2 separate regions of the Mus musculus genome follow, and region 1 is linked to region 2. The links are chromatin loops, found by intact Hi-C in ENCODE. Cell type or tissue: left cerebral cortex. All regions are shown on one strand. Each heading gives the region's core, and the rest is flanking DNA. Links, peaks and the distances in the headings are about the cores only.

The links. Peaks named below come from ENCODE experiments on the same cell type or tissue, not always from the same donor. Only the 100,000 strongest peaks of a DNase experiment are listed, where the experiment ranks them.
Region 1: a loop joins it to region 2, with 2.3 times the contacts of the local background. A loop is called at or near these places in 10 of 42 quality-filtered maps.

Annotation. Positions count from the first base shown.
Region 1 is chr2:156,123,792-156,139,937 of GRCm38, reverse strand. Nfs1 (nitrogen fixation gene 1 (S. cerevisiae)) reads left to right here. Exons shown (of 13, transcript NM_010911.2): 4 at 126-209; 5 at 5,380-5,532; 6 at 7,212-7,305; 7 at 8,151-8,285; 8 at 11,343-11,500; 9 at 12,167-12,272; 10 at 12,846-12,927; 11 at 13,536-13,619; 12 at 14,568-14,657; 13 at 15,611-16,146. The coding sequence ends at 15,674. Among named protein-coding and RNA genes, the nearest start is that of Romo1, 12 kb to the left of the region's middle. In left cerebral cortex, for the core only: a CTCF peak has its summit at 9,792 (motif pointing left); no DNase peak of the experiment used is centred there.
Region 2 is chr2:155,966,540-155,982,685 of GRCm38, reverse strand. Cep250 (centrosomal protein 250) reads right to left here. Exons shown (of 33, transcript NM_001130000.1): 8 at 15,032-15,128; 9 at 13,824-13,931; 10 at 13,242-13,400; 11 at 12,450-12,691; 12 at 11,791-11,973; 13 at 10,594-10,738; 14 at 9,197-9,343; 15 at 8,203-8,433; 16 at 6,822-7,015; 17 at 6,475-6,602; 18 at 6,128-6,297; 19 at 3,375-3,542; 20 at 2,840-2,974; 21 at 1,181-1,303. LOC108168808 (a long non-coding RNA gene) reads left to right here and starts at 7,015. Exons shown (of 4, transcript XR_001783524.2): 1 at 7,015-7,100; 2 at 7,207-7,286; 3 at 8,329-8,476; 4 at 9,094-9,411. In left cerebral cortex, for the core only: no CTCF peak of the experiment used is centred there; DNase peaks (open chromatin) are centred at 8,118 and 8,329.

The DNA of each region.
Region 1 (16,146 bases), core at 4,916-12,915, 160 kb before region 2:
TTCCTTGTAGGTGGTTGGTAGGATGCAGTAGATCTTCTCTTGGTCCAAAGCTCCGTCCAGGCTGTATCTGTAGCCCCATCGCTGCCCAGGATTGATGCGCTGTATCTTTGTCTCTTGGCTTTCAGCAAGTAGCATCTCTGATTGGAGCTGATCCTCGGGAGATCATTTTCACTAGTGGAGCTACTGAGTCCAACAACATAGCAATTAAGGTAGGAGGAGGGATGGGGATGTTGTGTGGCCGACAGTTGTGAGGGGTTGTGGGAAGATGGAAGCCAGAAGCAAAAAAGAGAGAACCTGACACTATTTCTGGCTTCTTGGGTTTAGCGATTAGTGCCCCTCTCTCATTTGAACTCAACTACCCATGTCTCCCTAGGTCTTTCTCTGCCTTAAAAAAAAAAATGTGTGGAGGACAGCTTTGTGGAGTCTGAAATCACCATCTACCTTTACTTAGGTTCTGAGTGCCAAACCCAAGGCACCAGGCATGCGTCCTTGACTCCGGAGCCATCAGGCAGGCTTTCCTCAGCCTTTTGCAGCCAAGTCTTTTAGCCTATTGGTCTGAGTTCAGTGTGGCAGTTGGTTAGGAAAGAAGGTGGTTCTTGGACCACTAACAGTTTGGATTTTTTAGGATGCTAGTCCTTTAAAAAAGTGAGTAACAGTGTCCGGCTTAGGTCTCTGTTGCTGTGATAAGACACCATGGCCAAAATCAATTTCGGAGGCAAGTATTTATTTCACCTTACAACCTCGAATCCTTGATGAGATGAGGGGAAGGCAAGGCCTGAGCTTAGGGCAGGAACCTGGAGCAGCAACTGAGATAGAAGCCATGCAGGGATGCTGATTATTGCCTTGCTCCCCAGGGCTCGCTCAGCGGGCTTCCTTTCACCCAGAACCACCTACCAGGGGTAGCACCACCCCCAGCACCACAGCCTCCCAGCACCACAGCCCCCCAGCACTACAGCCCTACAGACCCCCAGCACCACAGACTCAGAGCACCACAGACCCACAAACCCACAGTCCCACAGCACCACAGCATCACAGTCTCATAGCATCACAGACCCACAGCACTACAGCACCAGCCATGAATCATATGTGTGCCTATGCAGTTGTCTTCAGGTGGCCTCATGGGACATGTTTTCAGCCATGTCGATGTTCTAAGATGACTTTGGCTTGCTTGTAGTTGATCAAGGCCACTTTCCTATCAGCTTTTCCTTTCTGAGATCTGTTTACAGAATTCCTCTGCCTTTAGAGGTGATTGTTGCTATGGTACCCTCTGCAGGCCTTTGACTTGGTCACTCAGTCCGGTATTGGTCATCCTATATTTGGGTCATGCACCATCTGTAAGGGAATCTGATGCCCTCCTCTGGTGTGTCTGAAGAGAGCAATGGTGTATTAATATTCATAAAATAAACAAATAAATCTTAAAAAAAAAAAAAAGAGCCAGGCGGTGATGGCGCACTTGGGAGGCAGAGGCAGGCAGACTTCTGAGTTCGAGGCCAGCCTGGTCTACAGAGTGAGTTCCAGGACAGCCAGGGCAACACAGAGAAACCCTGTCTCGAAAAACCAAAGGGAAAAAAAAAAAAGAGAGAGAAAGCAAGCAAGCAAGCAAGCAAGCAAGCTTTAGCTCCCAGTTTCTCATTTACAATTTTTTATCTTTTGAAAACTAATTTGTGCACATGTGATATTAGTTTCTCTCTTTTTAAGGATGTGTTATTTAATTTTTTTGTTTGTTTGTTTTTATTTTTGTTTTTTGAGACAGGGTTGCTCTCTTATACAAACCAGAGGAGGGCATCTAATCTCATTGCAGGTGGTTGTGAGCCACCATGTGGGTGGTTGCTGGGATTTGAACTCAGGACCTCTGAAAGAGCATTTAGTGCTCTTAACCACTGAGCCATCTCTCCAGCCCCCGTATCTTTTTCTTTTAATTTTAATTAAAGGTGTGCACCACATGCCCGGCTTAGCATTTATCTTTTTTTTTTTTTTTGCATTTATCTTTTTTAATTAATCAGTTTGTATGTGTGCATGCATGTGCCACAGCACACATGTGGGGTCATCAGTAACTGGTGGGAGTTGGCTCCCAAGGTTGGATTCTGGCAGTAAGCCTGTGGCAAGTGCCCTCACGTGCTGAGCCAGCATTCCAGCCCATTACTTGTTTCTATGTCTGACTTATTTTACTTAACATAGTGATTTCTGATTCCATTTATTTTTCTGCAAGTGTGATTATTTCATTTTTCTTTTTGTCAGAATTAAGTGGTATTGTATATCTTTATCCCTTCATCTGTCGATGAACATCTAGACTGGTTCCACTTCTTAGCTATTATAAGTAGTTAAGCAGAGCTGGGTGTGACAATGCATAGCTTTTTTTTTTTAACAGGTTTTTTTTTTTTAAGATTTTTTATTTATTATTATATGTAAGTACACTGTAGCTGTCTTCAGACACACCAGAAGAGGGAGTCAGATCTTGTTACGGATGGTTGTGAGCCACCATGTGGTTGCTGGGATTTGAACTCTGGACCTTTGGAAGAGCAGTCTGGTGCTTTGCGTGACCCCTTCATGCCTTCAAAACCAGTACCACCTGGGTGACCCTTACATATTGCCAAGTCCCGCTGCAGCAGGAGTACAACCTTGGCCATCTCTGGAACACAGCCTCTTTGTGCTTTCAGAAAACACTTCCCAGAAGATGTCACCTCGATGATGCTGGTCTCTTCTTAATCACTGCTAATTTCTTAGCTCCAGCTAACCAGCATCAATAGTCCCAGTAATGCAAAGTTTTTGCTTTGGTAGTTCTGGTATCTTGTTAATCACAGCTGATTCTTCAGCCCCAGCTAACCAGAACTACAGAATCTTCACAATCAAAACAGCAATGGCTCTGAAAAGAGTCTTTAATTTTCCCTCTGAAATTTCACAAACCAGGCCTCCATCTTCTGCACTGTTCTCAACATTATCTTCCAAGCTCCTACACAACATCTGACAGAGCTCTTAACAACGGATGGATCTTCAAGCCCAAAGTTCCAAAGTCCTTCCACAGTCCTCCCCAAAACATGGTCAGGTTGTCACAGGAATACCCCACTCTGCTGGTACCAATTTGTCTTAGTCAGGGTTTCTATTCCTGCACAAACATCATGACCAAGAAGCAAGTTGGGCTTACACTTCCATGCTGCTGTTCATCACCAAAGGAAGTCAGGACTGGAACTCAAACAGGTCAGGGAGCAGGAGCTGATGCAGAGGCCATGGAGGGATGTTCTTTACTGGCTTGCCCACTGAGCCATCTCACCAGCCCGATGCATAGCTTTAATCTCATCACTGGGATGCAGAGGCGGGTGGATCTCTGTGAGTTCCACAGCTACATAGTAAGACTGTCTCAACGGCCGGGCGTGGTGGCGCACGCCTTTAATCCCAGCACTTGGGAGGCAGAGGCAGGCGGATTTCTGAGTTCGAGGCCAGCCTGGTCTACAAAGTGAGTTCCAGGACAGCCAGGGTTGTACAGAGAAACCCTGTCTCGAAAACCAAAAAAAAAAAAAAAAGACTCTTTCTTAAAACAATAAATCCCTGCATGGTGATAGAGATTGAACTCTGAAACGTGTGCTGTTCAAAAAGAGCATCTCTCAAATAAAAACAGAAGAGACATCTAAACTAATCCATGTTTATATTGCAAAGAGACGTGAAAGCAACACGAAAAAGCAAGGCAGTGTGACTCCTTAACTGCTGAATCGATTACACCAAACAGTTTAGGTACCAGATGTGAAGACATGTATGTGTAAACAATGTGCTCACCTACCTAGGGAGGCATCATGCTCACCAACACCAGCCCGGTCTCAGCACCAGAGCTCCCTACCTGGGCCAGCCTGCCTGGCTGGTGTCCCTCGGATTCTCCGGTCTCTGCTTCTGTAGGATGCAGGAGCACTGGATCTGGGTAGAGCTCGGTCCTTATACCTATTTATTTAAGCTTAAAAGAAAAAAGATTTATTTGTTTTTATTCTGTCTGTGTGTGTGTGTTTGTGTTTGCCACTTATGTGCCTGGTGCCCTCAGAGCCTGAAGAGGGAGCCAGATCCCCTGCCAAGGGCAGTTGTGATCACCAGTGGATGCGAAGTACAGAGCCCAGGTTCTTTGTAAGTGCTCTGAACTGATGAGCCTTGAGGAGCCTTCACCCCAGCTCAAGCGATCCTCATGTGTGTGCAGCAAGCACCTTAGGGAATGAGTTGTGAGCCTCATTTATCTTTTATTTATTTATTTTGAGACCGTAAGTTCTAATGGTCCTCTGCCCTCAGTCCCCATAGTAGTACCGACTCCAGGCTACTGCACTCAGCTGCGCTGCTTTCCTGTCTTACTTCTCCCTCTGTTCCTTGTGCTCTTTTGATTGTTTGGAGACAAGATCTTACTAAGTAGTCCTGAGTGTCCTGAACTTACTGTGTAGACCAAGATGGTCTCAGAGTGCAGATGCCCTCTTGTCCCTTAATGCTGAGACCGTAGGTATGTGGGCTATACTTGACTATGTTTTGTTTGTTTGTTTGTCCTTTTAATAACATAAATGTTCATTTGATATTTTGGGTTTTTTTTTTTTAATACAGGCCACTTCACTGCAACAATTTTTATGTCTTTTTCACTACATCATAATATTTTTTTTGATATGCCATTTTCTTTTTTTTTCTTTTTCCAATTTTTATTAGGTATTTTCTTCATTTACATTTCAAATGCTATCCTGAAAGTTCCCTATACACTCCCCCTTCCTCGCTCCCCTACCCACCCACTCCCACTTCTTGGCCCTGGCGTTCCCTTGTACTGGGGCATATAAAGTTTGTAAGACCAAGGGGCCTCTCTTCCCAACGATGGCCGACTAGGCCAATTTCTGCTACATATGCAGCTAGAGACAGGAACTCTGAGGGTACTGGTTAGTTCCTATAGGGTTGCAGACCCCTTCAGCTCCTTGGGTACTTTCTCTAGCTCCTCCATTGGGTGCCCTGTGTTCCATCCAATAGCTGACTGTGAGCGTGTTTGCCAGGCACTGGCACTTTTTTTTTTTTTTTTTTTTCAAGACAGGGTTTCTCTGTGTAGCCCTGGCTGTCCTGGAACTCACTCTGTAGACCAGGCTGGCCTCAAACTCAGAAATTTGCCTGCCTCTGCCTCCCAAGTGCTGGCATTAAAGGCATGTGCCACCACTGCCCGGCAGTATTTCTGTTTTTATTAGCCTATCTTTATAGTTTCTCCTGATGCTAAAAGTATCACATGCACCAGTGGGGCCTTGGTCTGTCACATGAAACGTCTTCAGCGTACTTGAGGCTCTGGGCAATCCTGAGCCCTCCCTCACAGAAGGGCTGTTTATGAATGGGATTCATGGTACCAAGGATGCTATGCTTTGTTTTCATTACATTATCGTCAACTCTTAGGGAGTGGCCAGGTTCTACAGGTCAAGGAAAAAACACTTGGTCACAACCCAGACAGAACACAAATGTGTGCTGGATTCCTGCCGCTCCCTGGAAGCTGAGGGCTTTCGGGTCACTTACCTCCCTGTGCAGAAGAGCGGGATCATTGACTTAAAGGTAGGAGCACCCCGGCCTGAGGGACAGGATGGGAGGAGCCTGCCTCCTTCCTGTAAGTCTGTCTCTCCAGTTTTGGGTGGAGCCTAAAGGTTGATCAGTGAGAGTGGAGCATGGATCAGGCCTGGCGGAGAAGATTGTGTTCTTTATGTGTGTGCTGTTCTCCATGGAAAACTTGCCTCTGAGGGATTTTGGTGATCCTCTTTTGTACAGAGCTACTGGACATGAGGGTAGGATGTCAGGGACTTACATCAAAGGAGAGCTCTGGCCTCTTTCTTCCCTGCATTGATGTTTCTTATCACCCGACAAAGGAAGCAGGCTGACTGGAGGTTTAGCTCAGTAGTATAATTCTTGAATAGTATACACAAGGCTGTGGGCTTGATCCCCAGAACTGCAAAAGCCAACATGTTAGTATGGGTTAGATATGGGGGATTCACTCTTAAACTCAGTGCGCTGGAGGCTCAAACAAGAGGATCATCAGAGCCGGGCGTGGTGGCACAGGCCTTTAATCCCGGCACTCGGGAGGCAGAGGCAGGCAGATCTCTGAGTCTAGGCCAGCCTGGTCTACAAAGTGAGTTCCAGGACAGCCAGGGCTACACAGAGAAACCCTGTCTCGAAAAAAAAAAAAAGAGGCTCACCAGAGTATGGGGCTAGCCTGGACTGGAGAGTGACAGCCTGTCTGAAAGGAAAGGCTTGAGTATAGGTGCTTGTCCATGTTTGTACCATGTGATTACGCTGCTCTTACTCCTGTAGCTTTGCAGCAGCTTGAAATCACCTTTGTTTATTTGGCCTAGGTAGGGTCTCATGTAAGCTTTTTGGAGTTTTTTTGTTTTGTGTTTTGGTTTATATCTTTGTCTTTGAAACAGTGTTTCAGGAATCTCAGGCTGGCCTGCAGTGGTTATTTAGACTTGAATGGCCTTGAACCCCTGATCCTCCTCACTCAACCTGTTAGGTGTTGGTATTACAACCATGGCTGCAGGGAGGTTTTCTTCCTCCTTTTAGATTGATTTCATATGTGCCTGGCTGTTACAGGTGGCTATGAGTGTGGCTGTGGGGACTCCAACTCAGGGCTTCTACAACAGCAGCAATTGCTATTAACCTCTGGGCCATCTCTTCAGCCCATATTTCCTTTTTAAAGGTTTGTTTATTAGTGTATATGAGTACTCTATTCACATGTATGACTCTATGACGAGATTATACATGGTTGTAAGCCATCATGGTGGGTGCTGGGAATTGAACTCGGGACTTCTGGATGAGCAGCCTGGCCTTTTTTATAACTTCTAGTTTTTGTATTTGAGTGTCATGCCTGCATGCATGTCTGTGCCTGGTACCCGTGGAGACTAGAAAAAAGTGTCCAGTGCCCTGGACCTGGAGTTACAAACAGTTGTGATCCTCCATGGTGTGCTAGGAAGTAAACATGGGTCCTCAGGATGAGCAGGCAGTGCTCACCGCTGCCGAGCTATGGCTGCAGCCGGAAAGCTGCTGTTATTGATTGTTTTTAAACAGTAACACTAGGGAGTGAGCTCAGTGCCTCACACATGCTCTGTACCCCTGTTAACTTACATGCTTAGATAGGGTTAGAGTGAAAGGCTCCTCTTGTAGATTTAAAATTGCCTTTATTCTTATTTATATAGCTAGCTGTCTCTTGGCATCATATAAACTCCTTACTCCTACATTCTTAGGAACTAGAGGCTGCCATCCAGCCAGACACCAGCCTGGTCTCCGTTATGACTGTGAACAATGAAATTGGAGTAAAGCAACCAATTGCAGAAATAGGTGAGTATGGTAGGTTAGCCTGATCCTTACCACCCCAGGGTCCGTGAAAGGAGCAGGGGCACAGAGTTCTGACATAAAAGCCAAGTGGACCAACGGGAAGAGCTGTGTGCCTTGCTGACCCGCATTCTAGCTGGCTACTATGTGAGGTTTTAGAGTTTAGGGTTTTGTGCCCTTTATGGTTGTTGCTGCTGTCACATTTTATTTCAGTTTTTGCTCCAAATGACAACAACACAGTAAGAAAAAGCCATATCCTTTTTTCTATTTTAAATTAAAAGTATCTAAAAGGAGATGTTGCGTTTGCAAAATCCAGAGTTAATAAGGGAGCATGAAGAATATCGGGCACCGGGGCTGGTAAGATGGCTCAGTGGGTAAGAGCACCCGACTGTTCTTCCGAAGGTCTAGAGTTCAAATCCCAGCAACCACATGGTGGCTCACAGCCATCTGTAACAAGATCTGACGTCCTCTTCTGGAGTGTCTGAAGACAGCTACAGTGTACTTACATATAATAAATAAATCTTTAAAAAAAAAAAAAGAATATCGGGCACCAAAATGTCGTGTGTATTTGTGATTTGGTGTTTTGCTCTTGATTTTTACAGTAATAACAAAGAGGTGGGGAGTTGGGAGGAAGCTAGAGAGGCAGGGGCAGGTGGAAAGACAGGGAGTAGGAGAGGGCACGTACACACATACACACACGTACACATACACACATATGCACACACACATATATATGTGTATACATACATATATATATGTTATCAGTAACTTAAATTATTCATGGTGCTTAGCAAGATTGCTGTCAGGTTACATTCACTATGCTATGTGTCTTCCTCTCTGTCATTCCTCAGGGCAGATTTGTAGTTCCAGAAAGGTGTACTTCCACACTGATGCCGCCCAAGCGGTTGGGAAAATCCCACTTGACGTCAATGACATGAAGATTGATCTCATGAGCATCAGCGGTCACAAACTCTATGGCCCTAAAGGTACCAACCAGTTCCTGCCTGCTTTTTCCCATTCTCAGCAAATCATTTAGCTGGGGCTCAACCCAGTCAAGACTGTGATGGTCCTCTGAGAAGGTTGTACGTTCAAAGTGGCCTGGCCTATGGACGTATCATTCAACAATAGCCAGAAACACTTGCCTCTTTGTAGATCCAAGCAGCTGCTGTACATAGCTGGCATTCTTTCTTGATCTCTTCACCATGTCCTTAAAAGGGACATAGGTATAGATTTGGCTGAGGGAACTGGATTCCATTAATTCGGGTTTTAGGTTTTACTAGACAAACAACGTAAGTACTAACAAAGAACAAAACAGATTTTACTAACTAGGCTGCTATTTCTATGTGCCTCTCCATCTGGCTGCCAAGGGCACTCCCAGGCTATGATTAAGTCTTGTGAGCTCTTCCTGAAGATCTCAGCTCAGACTCTACAGTGTGACTTCATTATGAGCTCTTCTTTCCCTCTCCACCCCTCCCGAGGGTTGTGAGACATAGTCCCACCTGCCTTTGAGTTCGGATTCCTCCTTCCTCAGTCACGGGTAATGGGGCTGTAGACATGTCTGCTGTGCCATGCCTGGGTAGCTTTTTACAGTTGCCTATAAGGACAGCCATACTTGCCCTCCACTCATTTTTACCCAAACTATATATGTTCTGATCTTGCTTTTTCATTTATCACTACATCTTTTTTTTTTTAAAGATTTTATTTATTTATTATATGTAATAAGTACATGATGGGGATCTTCAGACACCAGGAGAGGGCGTCAGATCTCATTATGGATGGTTGTGAGCCACCATGTGGTTGCTGGGATTTGAACTCAGGACCTCTAGAAGAGCAGTCAGTGCTCTTAAACAAATGTCAGCCATTTTACCATATTCTTTAATTCCAATACCCTACAGACAAGCAGATCTCTGTGAGTTTAAGGCCTATCTGGTCTCCATAGTGAGTTCCATCTCTACACAGTCAGACCCTATCTTTAAAAGAAAAAGGAAGGAGGGAAAGAGGGAAGGAGGGAAGGAAGGAAGGAAGGAAGGAAGGAAGGAAGGAAGGAAGGAAGGAAGGAAGGAAGGAAGGAAGGAAGTGGAAGGGGAAGGGAAGGAAAAGGAAAAGGAAAAAGGAAAAGGAAAAAGGAAAGGAAAGGAAAAAGAGGGGGCTGGCGAGATGGCTCAGTGGTTAAGAGCACTGACTGGGGCTGGTGAGATGGCTCAGTGGGTAAGAGCACCCGACTGCTCTTCCAAAGGTCTGGAGTTCAAATCCCAGCAACCACATGGTGGCTCACAACCATCTGTAACGAGATCTGACGCCCTCTTCTGGTGTGTCTGAAGACAGCTACAGAGTACTTACATATAATAAATAAATAAATAAATCTTAAAAAAAAAAAAAAAAGAGCACTGACTGCTCTTCCGAAGGTCCTGAGTTCAAATCCCAGCAACCACATGGTGGCTCACAACCATCCATAACGAAATCTGAAATCTGATGCCCTCTTCTGGAGTGTCTGGGGACAGCTACAGTGTACTTACATATAATAAATAAATAAATCTTAAAAAAAAGAAAAGAAAAGAAAGAAACAAACAAACAAACTTCCTCTTGGTTACAAACTGAGTTCTAGGTCTCTCTAGAATATGGAAGACTCTAAAAAGAAAGCTGAAACAAAGTAAAAAGTACAGCCCAGCGCTGGGGAAGCCCTCCTTCCTTCCCTTTCTCTTTAGGCTTTGTACTTTACCCAAAGCTGGCTGTGGGCCTGGGCCACCAAGCCTGAGCTCACCGTTTCCCAGCAGTGTATTTTAGAGTTTTACAATGATAGCACAAAAGAGCATCAGTGTCTTCTGCAGTTGCTTGGTGTTTCATTGTGGGGACGTTCCATAATGTATTTGACATTCTCCCAACGGTTGCCACCTACGTTTTTTCACGCTTTCTTAAGATTTATTTATTTTAGCCTGGCAGTGGTGGCGCATGCCTTTAATCCCAGCACTTGGGAGGCAGAGGCAGGCAGATTTCTGAGTTCGAGGCCAGCCTGGTCTACAGAGTGAGTTCCAGGACAGGCAGGGTTACATAGAGAAACCCTGTCTCAAAAAACCAAAAAAAAAAAAAAAGTTTATTTATTTTAGGTGTATGAGTGTTTTGCCTGTGTGTACCTGAGTATACCATTTGAGTGCAATGTTCGTGAAGACCAGAAGATGACACAGACTCCCCTGGCCTGGAGTTTGAGCTGTGTGAGCTGTGTCTGGGTTTCTGGGAACTGAACCTGGGTCCTCTGCAAGGGCAGCAAACCATTGATCCATCTCCACATCCCCTAGTGGGCTTTTGCCCTCTTCCTCCTGTCCTCCTCCCCTTCCTCTTCTTCCTCCTTCTTCTTTTTGAGCCTTTTTGTTGTTATTGTTGTTTTTCGAGACAGGGTTTCTCGTGTAGCCCTGGCTGTCCTGGAACTCACTTTGTAGACCAGGCTGGCCTCGAACTCAGAAATCCGCCTGCCTCTGCCTCCCAAGTGCTGGGATTAAAGGTGTGAACCACCACTGCCCGGCAAGCCTTTTTTTTTTTTTTTTTTTTTTATTCTTAGGAAGTTTTATGATTATTTTTATTGTGTGGAGTTTTATGAAAGTATGTGCAGGTGCCTGCAAAGACTCCGAGAGCGAGCAAAGGGCACTGCATCTCCTGAGTTCTGTGACGTGGGTGCCAGGAACCACACACAGGTCCTCTTTAAGAGCAGTGTGTACTCGGTACCAGTGGCCATCTCTAACTGGTTTCTGATCCTTTTGCTCTTAGGAATAGTCCTCATTGTATGCTGTCATTTCTTCGTGCATAGTGGCCGGCTTGGAATCATTTTGGTCATTGATATAGGGTATACCTGCTGTAACATAGTTATGCTGGGGACATTTGCTACAAACTATGCTTTTTTCATTTCTCTTTTTCTTTCCTCTTTTTTTTTTTTTAATTTAGAAAAAATTAACTATAAAACTTGAAATATTTTAATCTTATTTTTTTAAAGTAATATTTTGTTCCATTGTGTTTCTTTTTTTTTTTTTTTCTAACACCTTTTTTTTCCCAAGGGGTTGGTGCTATCTATATCCGCCGTAGGCCCCGGGTACGTGTGGAGGCCCTACAGAGTGGAGGCGGGCAGGAGCGGGGTATGCGGTCTGGGACAGTGCCCACACCCTTGGTGGTGGGCCTGGGAGCTGCATGTGAGTTGGCACAACAAGAGATGGAAGTAAGTATTGGGGAGAGCAGTCCCCTCTCCAAGTTCTCCCCTCAAGCAGGTTCCCTGTTTAGTGACACATTAGCATAAATGAGTCTGATCTCTGGAACAGCAGGGCTAAGGCTGTCCTGCCTTTGAGCAGCTGACATCCTTTGCTTGTAATCCTAGCTGCTCGGAGGCTGAGGCAGGAGAATAATTTTCAGTTTAAGGCCATCCTGGGCTACATAGCAAGACTCAGGATCAAAATTAAAAGTAAAGGGCTGGATCAGTAGGAGTGTTCTTGCCTAGGGTGGGTAAGACCTTGGGTTCAGTCCCTTGTAGATAAACGTAAAATGTACATGTGTACATACAAAATTAATTAAAACCTACTTTGTCAAGGAACCACAGCCCCTTGTTCTGAAAGAGATGGTTTAAAACCCATACATGCCTTGCTTGTAATTAACAGTCCATTTTTCAGTATGTTGCTGGCACCCTGTGTTCGGCTCATAAGCACCTTTTATACACCAGACACTTCGCCCAGTGCTGGAGATAGTGTGGTCTCCACACCTAACAGGTCATCAGATGGGGCTGTTCGATAGATACAGCGTGACTCCTGAGTAGGGAGAAGGGCTTCAGGAGTTCGTTCTTCTGAGCTGATTGCTGGTCACTGTACTTCCTTCTCCCCTGCCTGCTCCTTAGTACGACCATAAGCGGATCTCAAAGTTAGCAGAGCGACTGGTACAGAACATAATGAAGAATCTTCCAGATGTGGTAATGAACGGGGACCCGAAGCAGCACTACCCTGGTATGGGCTCACCCTTTCAGTCTTCTTCTGCTTTGCTTTTTGCTTTATTTTATTTTATTTTATTTCATTTTTTTTGAGACAGGGTTTCTCTGTTTAGTCATGACTGTCCTAGAACTCACCCTGTAGACCGGACTGTCCTTGAACGCGTAGAGATCTGCCTGCCTCTGCCTCCCTTGTGCTGGGGTTAAAGGCGTGTACCACAGACACCCAGCTATTATGTGAGGCTGGAGGATGCCCTCCACTGTACACATGGAGAGTCATTTCTCTTGTCCCACTCTCCTATAGGTTTCAGAGATAGAATTCAGCTCACCAGGCGCATGTAGTAAGGGCTTTACCTGCAGAATCATCCTGGTGCCCCTACTTACCCTACCATTCTGGTTTTGTTTCTGAAATATATTTTGTACCTAAAAAAGGTTTTTTGTTTGTTTGTTTGTTTTGTTTTGTTTTATTTTTGACTGTCCTTGTCTCCTTTATGGTAGGCACTCTGTACCCCTCCACTGTCTCCAGCTCTCAGTCTCCATTCAGACAGATGCTGGGGCCCAGAGTCCCATCACTGTGTGTTCTTTTCTTCAGGCTGTATCAACCTCTCCTTCGCGTATGTGGAAGGAGAGAGCCTGCTGATGGCCCTCAAGGATGTGGCCTTGTCCTCAGGGAGGTGAGTTGGACGGTGTCGACAGAGACCTTGCCTGTCAGGTACCCTGTGTGTCAGTGAGCTTCCCAGTGTGGATAGGACAGGAGCACTTGATCACGATAAAGCTCAGGCCTCAGGTGATGGCCGTGGCTGAGGTGACCGTTCCAGCGGCTCTCCTTGGAAACTGGGGTCTTGTCGGTCCTAGAAGATGTGTCTTTTTTGTTTCCTTTTGAGACAAGATCTCTCTCTGTAGCCCTGGCAGTCCTGAAATGCTCCATATAGACCAAGATCCTCTGGCCTCTGCCTCCTGAGTGCTGGGATTAACTGTGCTTAACTGAAGATGCCTTTTGCAGGGATGAGCTAACAGTTTGGGTGTAAGCCACAAGGGTTTGTTTACCCTCCAGGCTTACATACTGTATTTTCTGCCCTGGCTGTTTTGTCAGGTCCAGTGTGTGGGCTCTTATGCTCTTTCAGTCATTGGTGTCCTCAGTCCAGGAAGTTGTCTATAGGGACCACAGAAGCTGGGTTTACATCCCAGGCTGTACAGGGCATCACCAGGCTGTTTCTTCTGTCCCCATGGTATGATTTCAGGGTGTGTCCTATGGACTAAAAGGATCTGTCTCCATCCTTAGTGCCTGCACTTCTGCATCATTGGAGCCCTCTTATGTCCTCAGAGCAATTGGTACCGATGAGGATTTAGCACACTCCTCTATCAGGTCAGTGAGGTCAGCTGCAGAGAGAGAGAGAGAGAGAGAGAGAGAGAGAGAGAGAGAAGGGGGGAGGGGAGGGGGGAGGGGAGGGGAGGGGAGGGGAGGGGAGGGGAGGGGAGAGAGACAGGGTGTGAGAATGTGTGTGAGTATGTGTGTATGGGGAATGTTTCTGTGTATGTGTGTGTGTATATATGTGTATGAGTGTGGGGGTATTTTTGTGTGTGTGTTTGTGTATGAGAGTAGGTGTGATTATGTGGGTGACTATGTGTGGGGGCGAGTGTATGTAGGGGTGTGAGTGGGTGTGGGTGTGTTCCTGGTTTGTTAAGGTCTTGTCAGAAATTCAGGCTGGTCTTGAACTCTGTCCTGTCTTTGCTCCAAAGTGCTGAGATTACAGGAGTGTGCTCACTATGCCTAGTTTATGCAGTTTGGGGTAATTGTACATGATAGGCAAGCACTCTTCCTGCTGAGCTATGTCCCTGATGAGGGTGTCTGAGTCCTGTATTCAGCTCCTCTGCCCACGAGGTCTAGGGTAGATGGAGGAAGCTTGGTGGAGTCTGCCCCTCAAGCTGTGTTCTCAGAACCCTTTCCCTAGAGAGGCATGGCGGGTCTCCCACCTCCTGTTTACCTAGAGAGGCACTGTGGGTCTCCCAGCTCCAGTTTACCTCCTTTGCTCCAACAGTTTTCATGCAGCCCAGTTGGCTTCCAATTGACTGTAGCCAGAGAATGCCCCTGCTTGCTCTGTGTCTACCTCTCGAGGGCTGGAGATGTGCCACCAACCCAGTCAGGGGTTGAACCCAGGACTTCATGCATGCTAAGCAAGAACTCTATCTACTGAACTCCATCCCCAGCCCTTTCGTTATCTTTTATTTAGTATGTCCTCAGAGAGTATTGGTCAAAACAAAAAACAAAAAGCAAACCTGTTGCCAGGTGTAGCGATCTTCTGTGTTCTCTCAGGTTTGGCATCGGCCGCTTCACTACAGAAGAGGAGGTGGACTACACGGCGGAGAAGTGCATCCACCACGTGAAGCGCCTTCGAGAAATGAGGTGTGTGCGCCTGCGTGTGGACTCTATGGAAGACACCGTACCGCTGACACCTTTCTTGTCCTTAGACTCTGTTCATACAGCCGGAAACCCGAGTGTAAAGGGATTGTAGGCTGTAAAGAGTCCACAAAGCAGGGAAGTTGACCTCCTGTCTTCTTGTTCTTCAGAATATGTTTTAAAACTAGGCTTTTGTATATAGCATAGAGGTTGCTTATGTATCATCTCTAAACAGCCTGGGTTTGATCCCCAGTCCCCAAAAACCAATGGAAGGTCAGTGGTAGAGTACCTGCCAGGAAGACAAAACTCAAACCAGGGATCTTGTGCATGCCTGATGTTGTGAGCCGGAGACTGCAGTAGGAAGATTGTGCATAAGTCCTTTTCTGAGAAACAAAAACAAAGGGTGGGACTCAGTGACACTGAGCAAAACTAACTGGGGACACGGAAGCACCAAGCTCAGTACTGGTGTCAGGCTTGGCTCTGCAGAAGATGCTGCCTCGTGTGTGTGTGTGTGTGTGTGTGTGTGTGTGTGTGTGTGTGTGTGTGTGTGTGTGTGTGTGTGTGTGTGTGTTTGTGTTTGTGCACATGCGCGACTCTGCGTCTCAGCGTCAGTGGTAAAAACAAACAAAGAAATGTTCACAGTCATCACTCCCACCATGCACAAAGTAGGTCATTACCCACAATCTTCCTGGGTGCTCAGGCCTGAGATCTAAGGCATCCTTTCAGGCTAAAGCAATAAATAGTCTTCCTGATGCTAGAAATTAGGAAAGGCCTGGGACTGAGCAGGACTTACAGAAGCTAGAAGAGGCTTGTTTGTCTCTTGTATTGGGGTTCACCAGGGCAAAAGGCAGAGAAGCATCAAGGACAGAAGGGAAATGATTGATCAGGGCCTGAGAGGCAGTGTTACCTGCTGCTTCCTGTCTAACCCTCACTCACTCAGTGCCTCTTCTCTTTGGCAGTCCTCTCTGGGAGATGGTCCAGGATGGCATTGACCTCAAGAGCATCAAGTGGACCCAGCATTAGAGGAGTGGGCTGTGACTTTGTGCTGGCCTGGCTGTTCTGGCCTCACTGATCTGTGCACAGCCAGGAACCTCACTGCCTGACGTGGTCCATGCTCAAAGCAGATGGGAAGCTCTGCAGTGACTTCACCACAGAATGTTCTCTAGTGAAAGCTGAGGCTAGCTTTCTTAGCCTCGGCTCCTGTGTAGGCATGTATTCCGTAATCTTCCTCAGGAGTTCTTCTCTTGCCTGGCGTGGCCATTCTTATCTGAGGGCCTGGAGGCACTGCCTTGTTACTGCCACAGGGAGGACCTACCTGTGCAGAGATGGAAGAACTGGAAGAAGGCTCTAGGTTCAAAGACTGCTTCTCTGTGAATCATTACTCTAGCTGCTCAGCTGAACTGGCGCCATTAGGGACTGGCATAAACAAACTTTATTTTAACCTTTTTTGTGGCTTTGAAAGACATCTCTTTGTATCGACTTCAGCTGAAGAACA
Region 2 (16,146 bases), core at 3,579-11,578:
TACCAAAAAAGTAAAATAAAATAAAATAAAATAAAATAAAAACTTCGAGCCAGGCGGTGGTGGTGGTGCATGCCTTTAATCCCAGCACTTGGGAGGCAGAGGCAGGTGGATTTCTGAGTTCGAGGACAGCCTGGTCTACAGAGTGAGTTCCAGGAAAAAACAAACAAACAAACAAACCTTAGAACATCCTCTGTTATAGGCTTATGAGAAGGAAAAGCCATCTGGTAAATATGGACATAAGATTTCAGCGAGGACAGGAAAAACAACCCAAACTGGCTTGCTTTAGAAAAGTCAGCTTAGGGTCATTCCAGACAAGTGGAAAGCAGTGGTTGCAGTGTCCTGTAACACATCTCCACTGGAAATCACAATCAAAATGTGTGTGTGTGTAAGTGCAAATGTGTGTGCACAGGTAGGTCAGAGGTTAATATGTGTCCTCTATCATTCTCTAGCCTTTTTTTTTCCTTTTTTTTTTTTTTTGAGGCAGGGTCTCTCTTTCTCCTTAAACCTGGAATTTACTTTCAGCAGGATCAGCCGACCAGTGAGCTCCAGAGATCCTCCTGCCTCTGCCTCTTCAGCGCTAGGGTCAGCACCTGCCTTCACACCCAGATCTTCATGAGGGGGCTGAGAATCTCAACTCGGACCCTAACGCTGTGTAGCAGGTACTTTATCAGTGCAGCCATCTTCCTAACCGGCTCTTGTTTTAGAGACAGAATCCCACTCTGCAGCTCCAACTGACTTCAATCTCAACAGTCCACCTCTTAAATGCTGAGATTAAACATACAGTAATTGAATATAACCTAGTCACATTCTCTTATGCATTTTAAACCATCTCCAAGTTACTTACCAAACCTAATATGATGTAAACAGTACCTAATGAAATGTGAATGCTATGTAAACGGTTGTTATATTTTAGAGAACAAAAAAAAGTCTATACATTTACACTAAAAAGCCTTCCCAATGTTTTCAACTGGCCATTGGCAGAATTTGTGGATAAAGAGGGCTAGTAATACAATCCCAGAACTCTCAAAGGTACATGCTCAGCTCTGAACACCCTTCAACTCTGCATTTAGTTCGGTGGCCTATCTCTGTTCTCCCGAGGTCAAGAAGCAGGACCCAGATTCCACTGTCTGTAGAAGGGAGTAGGAAGGAAGGGCTGTGGGGCAAGTAGAAAAAAAGGTACCTGCTTCTGCAGGTCCAGCTTGTCCTTCTGGAAGGCAGCAAGGTCGTCCCTGTGCTGCTGGGCTGCCTCCTTCAGCTCCTGCTGTGTTTCCTGAAGCTGGGCCTGCAGCATGCCAGTGGTCTCCTATAGAAAGCAATCGGGGAGTACAGAAAAGCTCCCATGGGAGCTAGCTCCTGAAATCCTTACTATATAAATAATTGGTCTGTTTGTTTCTATTGAGTTGGCAGAAACTGAGGCAGGAAGTAGCAATGCATACTTTCTCCCTCTATTCTCAGACCTCATTTCCCCTCCTATGCCTGCATGGGTTCAGCCAACTTTTCTGGGCAAGCCCAAGAGCTGGTAACTGTCCCTAGCAGACTCATTAGCAGCCTCCTAAGCAGATCCTTATTTCCACTTAATTGCACACACACACACACACACACACATTTCCACCTGGTCTAGTACAGCATTAAAAAGATATCCTGGTCAGGCATGGTGACATATGCCTATAATCCTAGCTCTAGGGTAGCAGAGACATGTAGAAGCTACATAACAGAGAAACTCTGCCTCAAAAATTATTTAATTAATTAAGTTAATAATAAAAATGTAGTAATTTTGTAATTTAGTAGTTGAACATTTGCCTAACATATCCAGGTTTGATCCCCAGAACCACCAAAAGATAACAATAATTTAAAAAAAACGTAAACAAGAATATATAAAATCATGCATGAGGGGCTAGGGAAATGGTTGGTGGTTAAGAGCACTGGCTGCTCTTTGCTCTTGCAGAATACCCAGGTTCAGTTCCCAGAAACCATATGGTGACTCAAAACTTCACTAACTCCAGTTCCAGGGGCTCTGACATCTTCTGGCCTCTGCAGGTACCAGGCCTGAACATGGTATATATACATACATGCAGGCAAGACATTCATACACATAACATAAAAATAAATAAATCTGGGACTGGAGAGATGGCTCAGAGGTTAAGAGCACTGTCTGCTCTTCCAGAGGTCCAGAGTTCAATTTCCAGCAACCCCATGGTGGGTCACAACCATCTGTTATGGGATCCAATGCCATTTTCTGGTGTGTCTGAAGACAGCTACAGTGTACTCATATACATAAAATAAATAAATATAAAAAAATCATGCATCTCTCTTACACTTAAAATATCAGTCACCAGTTTTCCACTGGCCTCTAAACAAACCCCAAGCTCCCATGGCTAAGGAGGGGTCCTTTCCTTCTCTCCTCTCTTCTGTACTGACCCCAAGTTTATCACACTAGAGCCATGTACCTCCTTTTACCCCATATTTCCTAAGCCTCTGTCTGTCTGTTTCAGGGCCCTCTGACAATGGAATCCTGTGCCTAACATGTCCTTCAAAACTACCCTTAGCTGGGAAGGTTCTGCTGCCAAGTGTGATGACCCGAAGTCAATCCAGGGTCCCAGCTGGCAGAAGGAAAGAGCCAACTCTACCATGGGAATTCCATAGGCATGTCATGCCATATGTACATGCATGCACATGCACACAGAATAAACAAACAGATGTAATTTAAAGGTAATTAAAAACTGCCTCCTTCTAGCACTGAAGCCCCACAGTTCAATCCCTAACAATACTTTAAATGAGGTGTTATGGTCCACACTAGGTGGTAGAAGCAGAAGGATCAGGCACAGGGCCATCGCCATACCTGTTCCTTTAACTTCTGAATCTTCATGTCCTGTCTCAGCCTTTCCAGCTGTTGACTAGCATCTGCCAGCTCCTTCTGGGTCCTCAGCAGTGTCTCCAGGAGGGATACTCTCTCCTTCTCTGTTTCTAGCTGCATCTGGGGAAGGGCAGGAAGGGCAAGGGCTTCATGGCTCTGGATTATCATGTTCACCCAGGAGGCCATAAGCACATCTCATCTGCTCCAAGGTCTTCCAACAACAGGATGAGGGGCTGAGGGCAAGGGAAAGTCTCGGACCATTAACTTAGAACCAGGAAGTGCAAAGACTGCCACCGGCTCATAAGCTGACAGGATGTGGTCAATGCTGGCCCTCCCTCGGGAAGTATGACACACTGCCTGCTTGCAGCTAACTGCATGTTAGTCTCCTCACAGGCAGCAGGGCAGTAGCTACACTCTTCAGGAAGCCCCTCCTGAGCCCTGTTCTTAGGAATGGAAAAGTAAGAGGGGAAGAGACCGGGCATGCAAACATCATGAGGATATAAAGCTCGAGGATGCTTACTTGATACAGGGCGCTGTCAGCCTGGCTTCGTTCCTCTTCCCTCTGTGCACGGATGGCTTCCATTTCTGTCTGCTGCTCTCTCAGCTTTGTCTCCAGCTCTGCTCTCTCCCTCTCGAGGGTTTCCAGGGTCTTATCCAGCTCCTGCTGCAGCCAGGAGCGCTCTTTCTCCTGATCATGTAAAGGAACCCATACTGTTAAAGCCAGTGAGTGAGAGAGGAGACGGGGAGCTTGTCTGGACTTAGAATCTCTTCACTGTCTCACTGTGACATGGGCACTGCTTTAAGCCTGGTGACTCATTTCTCAGGGAAGTTTAAATCCCTGTCTCACTAAAATTTAAAGGTCATTTAATATTTTTTTAAAAGATTATTTTTAAAAAATAATATATAAACTGGAAGTGGTGGTGCACTCCTTTAATCCTAGTACTTGGGAGGCAGAGGCAAGGTGGATCTGAGTTTGAGGCCAGCTTGGTCTAAAGAGTAAGTTCTAGGACAGCCAGGGCTACACAGAGAAACCTTGTCTCAAAAAAACAAAACCAAAAAATAAAATAAAATAATGTCAACTGCACAACCATCATAAACACCAAACCTTCAGGGTCAAAAAGCCAACTATAAAAATAACAAAATTAAGTTGTTCGCTCTGTCTAAATGTATGGCCACCAGAGAGCTAAATTTGTGATGTCAAAACAGGAAGAAATAGTCTATCAGTGCTGGTTAGCTATGAGCAGAATATTTTGCTATTGAAAGTGCCACGTCCTGGGCAGTGAGACGGTGCAGAAAGTAGAAGCAGCTGCTATGTCAGTTTGCAGACCTGAGGCCCAGCTCCAGAACCCACACTGGAGGGAGAGAATCAACTTAAGACTTTTGATTATTTTGTTTTTGAATATTTATTTTTATTTATGTGTATATGTGTGGCATATATGTATGTATGGGCACAGAGGCCAGAGGAAGGCTTTAGAGGCAACTGGGAATCACCTGAGGTGGTTACTAGGGACCAACTCAGGTCCTCTGAAGAGCAGACTCTCTAACCATGGATCTCTCTAGCCCCTTGATCATGTTTTACAGTGAGTTTGCTGACAAGAAAGCAGCCAAAAATTTGCTCATTTTTGGAATTATGTGGGTATGACAGCAGGTATTTTCAAATAGTTGAGTAGTGTCCACAAGGCATTTCCTCAACTAAAATTCAGTCATGATACCTCCTGAAAGCCCAAAGTAAAAGATTATAACCCTGCTGACTGATCAGCTAATGGCCTCAGATTTCCTGAAAGGAGTGACTATCATGGTCACACTTGGGCCATGGTGGTCCCTTCTCTCTTCCCCTTCCCACACCCTCAGACAGACTACTCCCTTGTAACTGTTTTTAATTAAATAAAGGTTTAGAGAGGGTCTCACTATGAAATCCTGGAACTCATTAAGTAGATCAGGTTGGCACTGAACTCACAGACATCCACCTGCCTCAGCTTACGAAGTGCTAGAATTAAAAGCGTGTACTGCTACTCCGTCCAGCTGAGAAGTGTTAGATGATATGTGCTCTGTCCTCTCTGGTGCCTGCATCTGCCTTAGTCAGAGTGACACGAGGTAGGAAGCACTGGGCCACATAAGCACCATACTTAGGAGTGTAGCTACTATAGTTCCTCATGCCCCAAAAGGCATAAAAATAAATCTACATGAGTATAAAATAAAAACAAGAACAAGAAATTTAATTAAGTAATTAGACGGCAGAAGAAACAATTCTTTTTTTCCCCCCAGACAGTTCTAGTCCTGGCTGTCCTGGAACTATCTCTATAGACTAAGCTGGCCTCAAACTCACAGAGACCTGCCTGACTCTGCCTCTCGAATGCTGGGATTAAAAGGCATGTGATACTACATACACTAGCCTCCTAACTTTTGGAAAAAGGGTATTCCTTTGTAACACAGGTAGCCTTGAACTCACAAGGCTCCTGCCTCCTGGATGCTGAGATTATAACTGTGCTCTGCCAGGTCTGCTCCTAGGCTCCATACTTAATTCTTCATACACATCAAGCAAGCAAGCAGGCAAGGCAGCAAACAAAACACACACACACACACACACACACACACACACACACACACACACACACTGGATTTTATATCTTGGTAGTCACATTTCATTCTTCTTCTTTTTTGGGGCATAGTTATATATTTTAATTTAAAATGCTTATACATAAATACTGTTTTATTTCTGTCAACCTTTTAAAATATATTCATAATTAATGTTTTCTAAAGGTCTATTTACCTGTTTTAATATGAGTAGATGCATTAAAGGCATACACTCTCAGATTTCCCCATTAAGGCATCTAGATGCATAGTTACCAATTATAGAATGAAAAGAAGTTAAGATATATCAGTAAAAATTATTCATAGTTTTTTAAAGATTTATTTTATTATTATATCTAAGTACACACTGTTGCTGTCTTCAGAAGAGGGTGTCAGATCTCATTATGGGTGGTTGTGAGCCACCATGTGGTTGCTGGGATTTGAACTCAGGACCTTTGGAAGGTCACCTTTGGAAGAGCAGTCAGTGTTTTTTAGTTTGTTTTGTTTTTGTTTTTTATTTTTATTTTTTACTAGGTATTTTCCTCATTTACATTTCCAATGCTATCCCAAAAGTCCCCCATACCCTCCCCCCCATATTTCATTCTTCTAAGCATTATCTGGACCAAGAGGCAGCAGGCGGCAGGCTCACTGAAGGGAGGCCATGTCTGCCTCCCCTATGTCCCAATCACATCCACCACCTACCCATTTCTCTTGCAGCCTGTTCACCTCCTCCTCGTGGGCCACCTTCTGTCGCTCCAGAGATGCTTGCCCCTCCTGCTCAGCTTGGGCTAGCTGCCTGGCTACTGCATCCCACTCCTGCTCTGCCCGGGTCCTCTCAGCATCCAGTTCCAGCTTCAGGCATTTCACTTCCCCTATGACATCAGGTAAGATCGCCTCTGAGCCTCTGCCCTGCTCTTTCTCCCTGCCCACCCGCCTCAGGAGCAACTTCCTCTCAGAGCCCGAGTCTGGCAGAAGAAAGCTCTCACTGCTTTCTTGGCTGTTACTATCTCTTTGGAATGCAGTGTGCCCCATTCCAGCTGGGCTCTCACCTTGAATTACTTCCTTGGCTTGGATAATAGTTTGAATCTGGACCTCCAGCTGCCCCTTGGTGACCTGTATCACAGAATTTTGCTGTTGGGCCTCAAATAGATTGCTCTCCAGTTGCTCCTTGGCTGACCTATAAGATTTAGGAATCAGGGAGAGTTCTAACCCATCAAGCCCCTTACCCTTTCTCAAGAGGGACTGGGTTTTAAGTACAGGTCACCAGGGAAGCTCTAGGGCAATCACACGTCTACAGCTCTTTTAGAATGCATACACTGAGGACAGGGAGCTTAGCTTGGCTACCCTTACCCTTGCAAAGCTCTCTGTGCTCGGATGAACTAAGTGTGGGCCCTACCTGAGCCCCAGGACATGTTCAGTGAGGTCCTGTCGGTCCCGCTCCACAGCCTGCAGGCGCACCTCAAGAGCTGCCCTCTCCCGTACTAGGGCTTCCTTCTCCTGGACTGCCCTAGCAAGTGTTTCTTCCTGTCTTTCTGCGTCCTGATGCAGCTGTTCTAGGTGAGCTGTAGCTGTTTCTTGCTGGTGATGTGCCTGAGGGAGAGAAATTGGTGAGACACAGAGTAAGGCACAATCCCAGGATTCTTGCTCCAGAGCTACTAACAGCAAGTCAAGGCCAGTGAGTCTTCAAGGATTCTGAACTCCACACTGTGAGATCGAGCATTGTTGAATAACTGGCATTTATGTCTGTCTGTCTGTCTGTCTGTCTGTCCTTGATCAACCAGGAGTCCCCGGACCAGAAAGGATGTTCTCCAATGAGCAAGGCACTATACTGAGGCCAGCAGGACCTGTATATGCTAAGAAAGTGGGTAATGACCTGGGAAGGGGCTCTAAGAATGGGATACTCTAAGTATTGCCCTAATGCTCCAAGCATCAGGGCAGTGAGCAGTCTGGTAGGGAAAAGTATGCCTGTCATGATTGATCTTCACTGTCAACTTCGTGATTGAGAATCCCCGAGGAGCCACGCCTCTGTGTGTCTGTGAGGATGTTTCCAGAGAGGATAAGGAAGGAAGGGGAACCATCTGAATGTGGATGGAGACGCCTCATGAGCTGGAGTTGTAGATTCTAAAAAGGGCAACAGCAGAAAGCCCAGGGGACACCTTGTCCCCTTCCTGTCTCCTGATGCAAGTGAGCAGCTGCCACAAATTCTGGCCACCACAGAGACATCTGCTGCCATGCTTCCCCCACTTTGACAGACCATGTCCCCTCAAGCTGTGACTCAAAAAACAAAAAACAAAAACCAAAAAAACCCCACAGGTAGACTTTGTCTCAAAAAGCAAACAGAGAGACAGACAGCCGGTCCACACGACACATGCACAGCTGTAACTGGTAGCTATAATCTCAGCACTCAGGAGGCAGAGGCAGGAGGGACACTGTAAGTTGAGGACAGCCTGGTTCACAGCGTGAATTCCAGGCCATCTAGGGCTAGAGTTAGATTTTCTCTCAAATGACCAAACTAACTAAGTAAATAATTTGGCTGACTGTGAAGGATATACAGACAAGTAATTACAGCAGGAAGACGATACACGTTCGCACTGAGTATGAAGTGAGGGAGAGACTGCAGGAAGCACATGGGGACTGGCATGTGGGGGTGAGCGCAGGACTCCATAGAAACGCATTAAAACAGTGGGAAGACCCGCCTCACTCACATCACTTCTCAGTCTTTCTGCTTACAACAAGTATGTAACACACTGCAAGTGACACCCGCAATGGCCTCTCACCTCACTTAATTTATCTTTAAGCTCTTCCTTTTCTTCTCGGGTGCCCCTCAGCTCTGCCTGTAGCTCAGCCCCCGCTTCCTCTGCCTTCTGCAGCTGAGTCTCCAGCTGAGTTTTCTTCTCCCACAGGGCTTCCCTGCGCCTTTCTGCCTCCGCCAGGTCCACCTGCAAAGCGCTTCTCAGCTGCTCTGCGGCCTCCACTCTGCTGCATAGAGACTGGTTCTCCTGCTCCAACTACTGGCCGGAAAGAGAAGAGAAAGAGTGCAGGGCATCAAAGGTAAAGGTTAAAGCTCCCTCTGCTTCTACAGAAACCACCTACAGTGAACACAGGGAGGGAGATCCATCCATTCTTTCCATCTGATGTCTACACTCTAGGCACTAGGTGGCCCTGATGCTGGGACAGAGACAAAAAAGGCAAAATCTCGCTTTCAGAGAATTCAGAATAATACCAGGTGGTGGTACATGCCCTTGGGAGGTGAAGGAGGATCAGGAGGACAGTTTTGGCAGCATGAAACCCTGTCTCAAAATAAAAACAAAACAAAACAACAAAAAACCTCAACCAACCAACTAAAATACCCAGAATTAGGAAATACAGACATTTCTGGGTCTCGGGAGATCTAGAAGAAACAAGTTTTCCCTACCAAAATGAAGGTTAAATTTCTAACCAACAGAGATGATTTGGGGGCTATTTGGGCTATTCAGCACATCTGCCTCACCCAATAGCATGAAATGCTTCGTCTCCTTCCAGGGACATGGACCTTCCCTGTCCTGATCATTCATTCAATGCTCGGAGGTTCTGCTGCAGGTGTGGGGGGGCCGGTGAGGGGGGATTTACAGTGCTTAAGGCTAATCCTTTGCTCTCTACATTGCAAATGTCTCTCTTGCTCATTTCAGCTATAACTGGGAGCAGCCCTGCCTAATCCACTGAGGACTCTGTCCTATTGAGGCTAATCTTCAGATAAGCCAGCCCGGTCCTGGGAACCACACCTTCGCTCACCTGGAGAAGCTGCTGGTTCAGTTCAACTTTATCTAAAGCCAAAGCCTCGTTTAAGGCCCCAAGCTTGACAGCTGCAGCTCGAAGATCAGCTACCTCTGCCTTCAGGCTGTTCTCAGAACCTGACAGCTCCACAATGGACTGTTCTGCCTAAAAACAAAAGGGTTAAAGTGTTTCCTACTTTGAGTTTTCAGGAACAGTAAATCACACTCCCAATACCTGCCTTTTTATTTTTCAACTATCACTCCATTTCTTCCCTTGCAATCTAAACAAGTTTTTCATTCATTCATTCATGAGACAGGTGGTCACAGCACAGAAACACGGAAAGTCATGCAAACACCTACAGTTGTCATGACACTACAGAAACTGTAAGTGCAACTGAAAACTCAAAGAAGGCATCAATTCAGTTAGGGAGAGGAGCTGATGGAACACAGACAGGGAACTGGACCTTGGGAGTTAAGGTGAAAGGAAGGTGCATACAATGTACTAATGTCATGAAGGAAGATGACTTGAGACTGCAGCTGATGCTTTGTGGCAAGAGCAAAGGACACTTGGAGTGAGGGTGGGCTTGGGAAGGTAGGCCACAGATGGCAAAAGGTATTGAATATGTTTTTAAGATTTATATTTTAGGGCCTAGCAAACACATAAGTGGATGCTCACAGTCAGCTATTGGATGGATCACAGGGCCCCCAATGGAGGAGCTAGAGAAAGTATCCAAGGAGCTAAAGAGATCTGCAACCCTGTAGGTGCAACAACATTATGAACTAACCAGTACCCCGGAGCTCTTGACTCTAGCTACATATGTATCAAAAGATGGCCTAGTCTGCCATCACTGGAAAGAGAGGCCCATCAGACACACAAACTTTATATGCCCCAGTACAGGGGAACACCAGGGCCAAAAAAATGAGAATGGGTGGGTAGGGAAGTGGGGGGGAGGGTATGGGGGACTTTTGGGATAGCATTGGAAATGTCATTGAGGAAAATACGTAATAAAAAAAAGATTTATATTTTAAAACCACGTGTATATAGGTGGGTGTGTGTGTGTTTGTCTCTTCTCATGAATGAATGAATAAATGTACAAATATGAGTGCAGTGCCTACAAAGTCCAGAAGAGAATGTGAGATTCCCCTGGAGTTCCAGGCAGTTGTGCGTCCCCTGAGGTCGGTGCTGGGAAAGGAACTCAGACTCTCTGCAAGAGCAGTGTGCACTCTTCACTACGGAGCCATCTGTAGCCCCCTGGATGGCTTTAAGAGACTAACAACCAGATTTATACTTCAAAAAAACTCATTGAACTTGGATGCAGAGGGCATGTTGGGAGGGAGAGAACCCAGAAGCAGACTAGGGATTCCAGCCCCTTTCTTAGGAACACGCCTTTGCAGGAAGGGTGGAGACCCACATACCCTGGCCAAGGCTGCAGCCACTTCCACTCGCTCCTGCTTCAGTAACTCCCCTTCTAGGCGACTTGACTCCAGGGCTTCTCGAAGAGTGAGCAGCTCACTTAGTGATTCTGACTGCTTGGCTTCCAGGCCCACCAGCGTCTCCTGACTAAGAGGGAAGGACAGGGAGCTAGGAGAAGTGTTTGGGACTGGCCACATCCCAACTGGAGGCAGGAATATACTTACTGTTTCTATGCAAAACAACATAACAACAATAAACCAACCAACCAAAACAAACAAGCAAAACAATGATTCTATTTCATTGTGTGTGGGGAAGGAACCGTAACACACACGGAGAGGTCCGAGGAGTAAACTCACACTGAGCCATCTTGACAGCCCTATGCTGGCATTTGATGAAGTATTGTCCCATCGTTTCAATAACTTTTCAAGTAACATCTCGATTTTGTCAAGAGACTTACCTGTTCTGGTGGCAAAGCCAAAATCTACAGCAACCCTCTAGAGTCCTTCCCTTTCTGTAGCATTACCTAGTGGAATTTGCAGGCTAGTTACTGTAGGCACTGACCCTGGAGTCCCAGTGGATGATCTTCTCACAGCCAGCTAGCTCTGAACACAAAACTACCTCTCTTTCTTTGCTATTCTGTCCCTTTGGTCCTTTTTTCTACAGATTAAATTGATCAAGGCCCCACTCAAAGAAAACCTTCTCCTCCATAAAAGTGTCCCTGATGCTCAATAACTAACACCAAGCTTGAACTCTAGCTTCGTGAGGCATCACAGCAACAGCTTGTCTGATATCTCATCAGATTTCAATCCTTGAGCGCTCCCCACAGTGACTCAAGAATGCCTAGATCAGCTGTTTTCAACCTGTGGGTCATGACCCCTTTGGGGCCATATATACATATTCTGTATGTTATATATTTATATTACAATTCATAACAGTAGCAAAATGATAGTTATGAAGTAGCAATGAAAGAATTTCGTGGTTGGGGGTCACTATAACACGGGGAACTGTATTAAAGGGTTGCGGCATTAGGAAGATTGAAAACCACTGGACCCTACATAAACACACTGAGCTCATTTTCTACAGAGAAGCGGTAAGCTAATGGGAACCCACCGTGTGTAGGCTTTAGGCTCTCTATTTCCTAAGAGTAGGGCCGGGAAGGCCAGGCAGGCCCTGGTGAGGAAAGGCCGGGTCACACTTACAGGCGCTCCCTCTCCCGGACAGCCAAGTGCAACTCCTCCTGCTGCTCCAGCTTCTCCCCTTGAGCTGAGTCCCCCTGCAGCTGCAGCTCCATGTTCATCCTCCGCAGTCGCCACGCTTCCTGCTCCAGCACTTCCAGTTGCTGCTGCAGCTCTCCTCTGGCCTTCTGAAGCAGCTCCCGCTCCCTGAGATTGAGATCAGAGATGAGCAGACCTATGGGCCGAGGATCAAAGATCCCAGTGGAAAAAGACGTCGTAGAGCCTTTTTCAAGGAGAAAACTATTTATTATATGATCGTAGGGACCCAAACCCAAAGGGTCTTCTCACAGGAAATAGAATAAAAACCAAAGCGGCCTTCAGCATCCTTGGTCCAGGGGCAGCAGGAAGAGTCAGTCAAACACTGGACAGTGGTAGGTAAGTGGCTTAATGAGGAATGAAACCAGACATTGGAGAACTGAGAATATGGCTCAGGCCTCAGGGTGCTTTCCTAAGAAGCCTAAGGTTCTGGGTTTGATTCCCAGCCTTGCAAAACTGTAACTAAAAGCAGATATGTAGCAAAATAAAAATTTGAAGGTTTTGCTTTCATTAAAAAAACAAAACAAAACAAAACAAAAACTAAACGAGCAGACATGGAAGGGAGGACCGAGCAGCTGCTCACTCACCTGCTGAGAGAGTCCACCTCTCCCTGAAGGTCCACAGTCTGGCCTGCCAGAGCATCCCGCTCCCCAGTGAGAGAGTCCACCTCTCCCTGAAGGCCCACAGTCTGGCCTGCCAGAGCATCCCGCTCCCCAGTGAGCTTCTGTAGCTTTTCCCTCAGGGCCCTGCCCTCTTCCTCCCACTGATCGTGCTGCTGCTGCAAGAAGCTCATAGCCTCCTGGCAGCCTGAAAGCTGCTGCCTGAGGTCCTGCGGAAGGAGAGCAACAGAAAGAAGGCGATCAACAAGAAGCCAGAGGCAAGGAATGTCTCCAAGGTAAGGGGACTGGGAACAGACATAATAACAGTCAGCTGAGGACAGACATAACAGTTAGCTGGGAACAAAAACGTGGCCAGCTGAGATGCCAACAGATCAGAGGTTTCTGGGTGGTTCTAGACCTTGGAGTTCACCAGATGTAGTGGCATGAGGGTCTCTTGGAGTAGGGAAACATTTACATTCTCCCAGGCCATTACATGCATGCACTTGGCGCATTTATGTGTGTGTGTGTGTGTGTGTATGTATGTGTGTGTGTATATATATATATATATGTGTGTGTGTGTATGTGTGTGTGTGTGTATGTATGTGTGTGTATGTGTATATGTATATATGTATATATGTGTGTATGTATGTATGTGTGTGTGTGTATATATGTATATATATATATATATATATATATATATATATATATATATATATATATATATATATGCCAAGCTGAAAGGGGTAATGCAGACTAGAGGTGTGTCCTGGGGGCTCTCACCTGCACAGCCTGCTGTCTCCGAGTCAGCACTGACTGCACCAGGGTAAGAGCCCTGTCTGGGTCCTGGGGATCAAACTGGGAAAGGCCATTACAGTCTGACTGCAGCGAGTCCTCATGGCCTGAGGACTGGGTCACAGTGTCTTCTTCTTCCACTGAGGCCTGAAATGCAAGCCAGTGTTACAGAGATTTGCACTAAGAGCCAGGTAACCTGAAGGTTCCCTTCACAGGTCCCTCCCCAGGCATGAGCAGGGAAGGGAACCTAAGAGCAAAAATGACTGGCCCCCAACTCTTCATGTTTGGTCATATAAGGACAGAGTTAGCCACATGGCTAGAATCCTCTCCGGGGCAGTGAGTGAGTGGGGAAAGGGAAGGAAATGTTACTGCAGCGACAGAGACAATTCAGCCTATGACCTAAGAGCCAGAGCAGACAAGTTAGAGGACCTGCCCACTACACAGCACAGGAAAAAAGTGCCAATCTTCCTTATGTGACCCTCAGTCCAACTCAAGGTGGCTGAGAGGACTCAGAGAAGGGGGGGGTGTGGGGGAAGACGACCACTGTCCAGTTACAGACGAAAGGCTTACCAGTGCCTGGGTTATAGCCTTGATCACCTGCTGCAGAGACAACTTTTCCTCTTGAGCATTCCTACTGAGAGATGCCTCATGCTCCATTAACTCTGCATGGTTTGTCTCCTGGTGAAAGCACAGAATAGAGCCTAGAAGCCAAACTCTCAAAACATAATTCACCATTCTCATCTCCACACCAATCAGACACATTCTGTCTATTCTGTCTGTGGTACTTTCCCAAGGGGTCTAAAAACAATGTAATATGGCAATTAAAAGCTCAGAATAAATGATCTAAATGATTGCCTAGGTTAAGGTTCTCATTCTAACAGCTGTGACTACTATGACAGCCCGGGAAAACCAGAATTCTTTGCAATCCAATGTCATTCATCTTAAGTTACTTGAGCCCTGTGATGTATGTATTGGTGAATTCCTGACTAACCGGAATTAAAGGGGCAAAAAGAAGTGAGCTTCCTGGTGGACTCCAGGGTAAGTGAGATTAGGGGTACATGTGTGGACAGGGGTTCAGGAGCTCCAAAAGTCAGCGACCAAAACATGTGTTGCCATGAAAGGAGACAGGTAGACAGGCAAGGATCCTGACATCCCGTCTGAAGAGGGAGAATCGCTTCTGGAGCATCCCTGACAGGTGTTTAAGTCAGTGAGTACAACCTCACTCTTCCACAAGACACACACTTCCTGTGACAGCCCCAGTGTCAACCCTCCTACCCGTCCACAGCTTACAGTCACTGACAAAGCTTCAACTCCTCCCTTCAACCCCACTCTCAGGGATTGAGGGCAGCCAGCAAAACTTCCTCACAGCCATTCTGTTCCCGCTAAGCCCTGCCCCGCTCCTCAGCCATCTCCCATGTGACTTGGTTTAAATCTCTCCACAGATCCCTTCCCTGGTACTTTGCTTATTCCCACCTTTTAGGAGGGTTTCACATAACTCACGCTGGCTTCAAGCACACCACAGTAAGTCACCTCTCTCTCTCTGATAAGGACATATGTCATATGCATGTACTATCCCCAGGAATACAGACTGTTATTAATCTTTTATTGTGCAGGTAAATGAATGAGTTAACTAATTTTCAGATTCGGCCAAAGTTTATTTTCAGCATTGGAGAATTTCATCAAGGACCATTTAACTGCATCATTCACTACTTGTCCACAAACAACAAGGAACCTGCCAACCCCTTCTTAGCTCCTCTGCAACACAGAGGACCACATACCAGGATCTCCATTGTTTCTCTTAGAGCCTTTACCATCTTCTCATAATCTTCATTTTGCTTCTGAGACTGGGTTAGCAGAGCAGAGAGTTCCGTCACTCTAAGGAGAAAGCATAGATAGCACTGTTGCCTGAATAGCCCAAGGACGTAGACAAAGCCACACAACAGCACACCTCAGCCCCCACATGGACACACTCACGGCACCCCCAGAATCCCTTAGGTATACCCAGTCCCTGGCACTCCCTGAATAATGTGATTCTATATTCTTGATCTGGTGGGGAACACCAAAGCCACTCAGACACATGCAGGGATTTACCACTTCTCATGACTGGAGCGCGGGTTTGAGGGCCCGAGGGCTGAAGGAAAGCCCTGGCCCAGGCCTTCCAGGCCTCCCTTGATTGTGAAGTCAGGCACCCTGAAGCCAACAAGAACATCAGAACTGCCACAGGGGATAGTCCCAAGGTCCCTCCTGCTCAAGATCTGACTCTGATAGGCAAAAAGGACAGGTGACTTGGGAGACAATGTAACTAACAATATTCCACACACTCAGCAACATCCCCAGCATTTAACAGCATCTTGGAGCTTTGTGCCCAGCACTGCACACATGGCTTGCTTTCTGCTTTCCCGTTTTTGATCTTTTGGGGCAGCATAGGACCATGAGTGCCAAGCTTGTCTAAAATTCTCTATGTAGTCCTCAATGACCTTGAACTAGAAATCCTCCTGCTCCTAAGCAGGAGTACTAGGTCTTAGTTCTCTTGCTGAGTACTAGGCCTATAGGCTTGAGCCGTGACACCTGCCTGACAAGTGCTTCTTTTTGTTTGTTTGTTTTTGTTTTTGTTTTTGTTTTTCGAGACAGGGTTTCTCTGTGTAGCCCTGGCTGTCCTGAAACTCACTTTTTAGACTAGGATGGCCTCGAACTCAGAAATATGCCTGCCTCTGCCTCCTGAGTGCTAGGATTAAAGGCGTGCGCCACCATGCCCGGCGACAAGTGCTTCTTAAATGAATGCTACCCATGAGTCTCTCTTTCCTTAGTATTTGTTCAGTCATTCATTCCCTCATTTACTTATTTACTTTTGAGGCAAGATCGCACTACATAGCCTTCCCTGGCCTGGAACTTG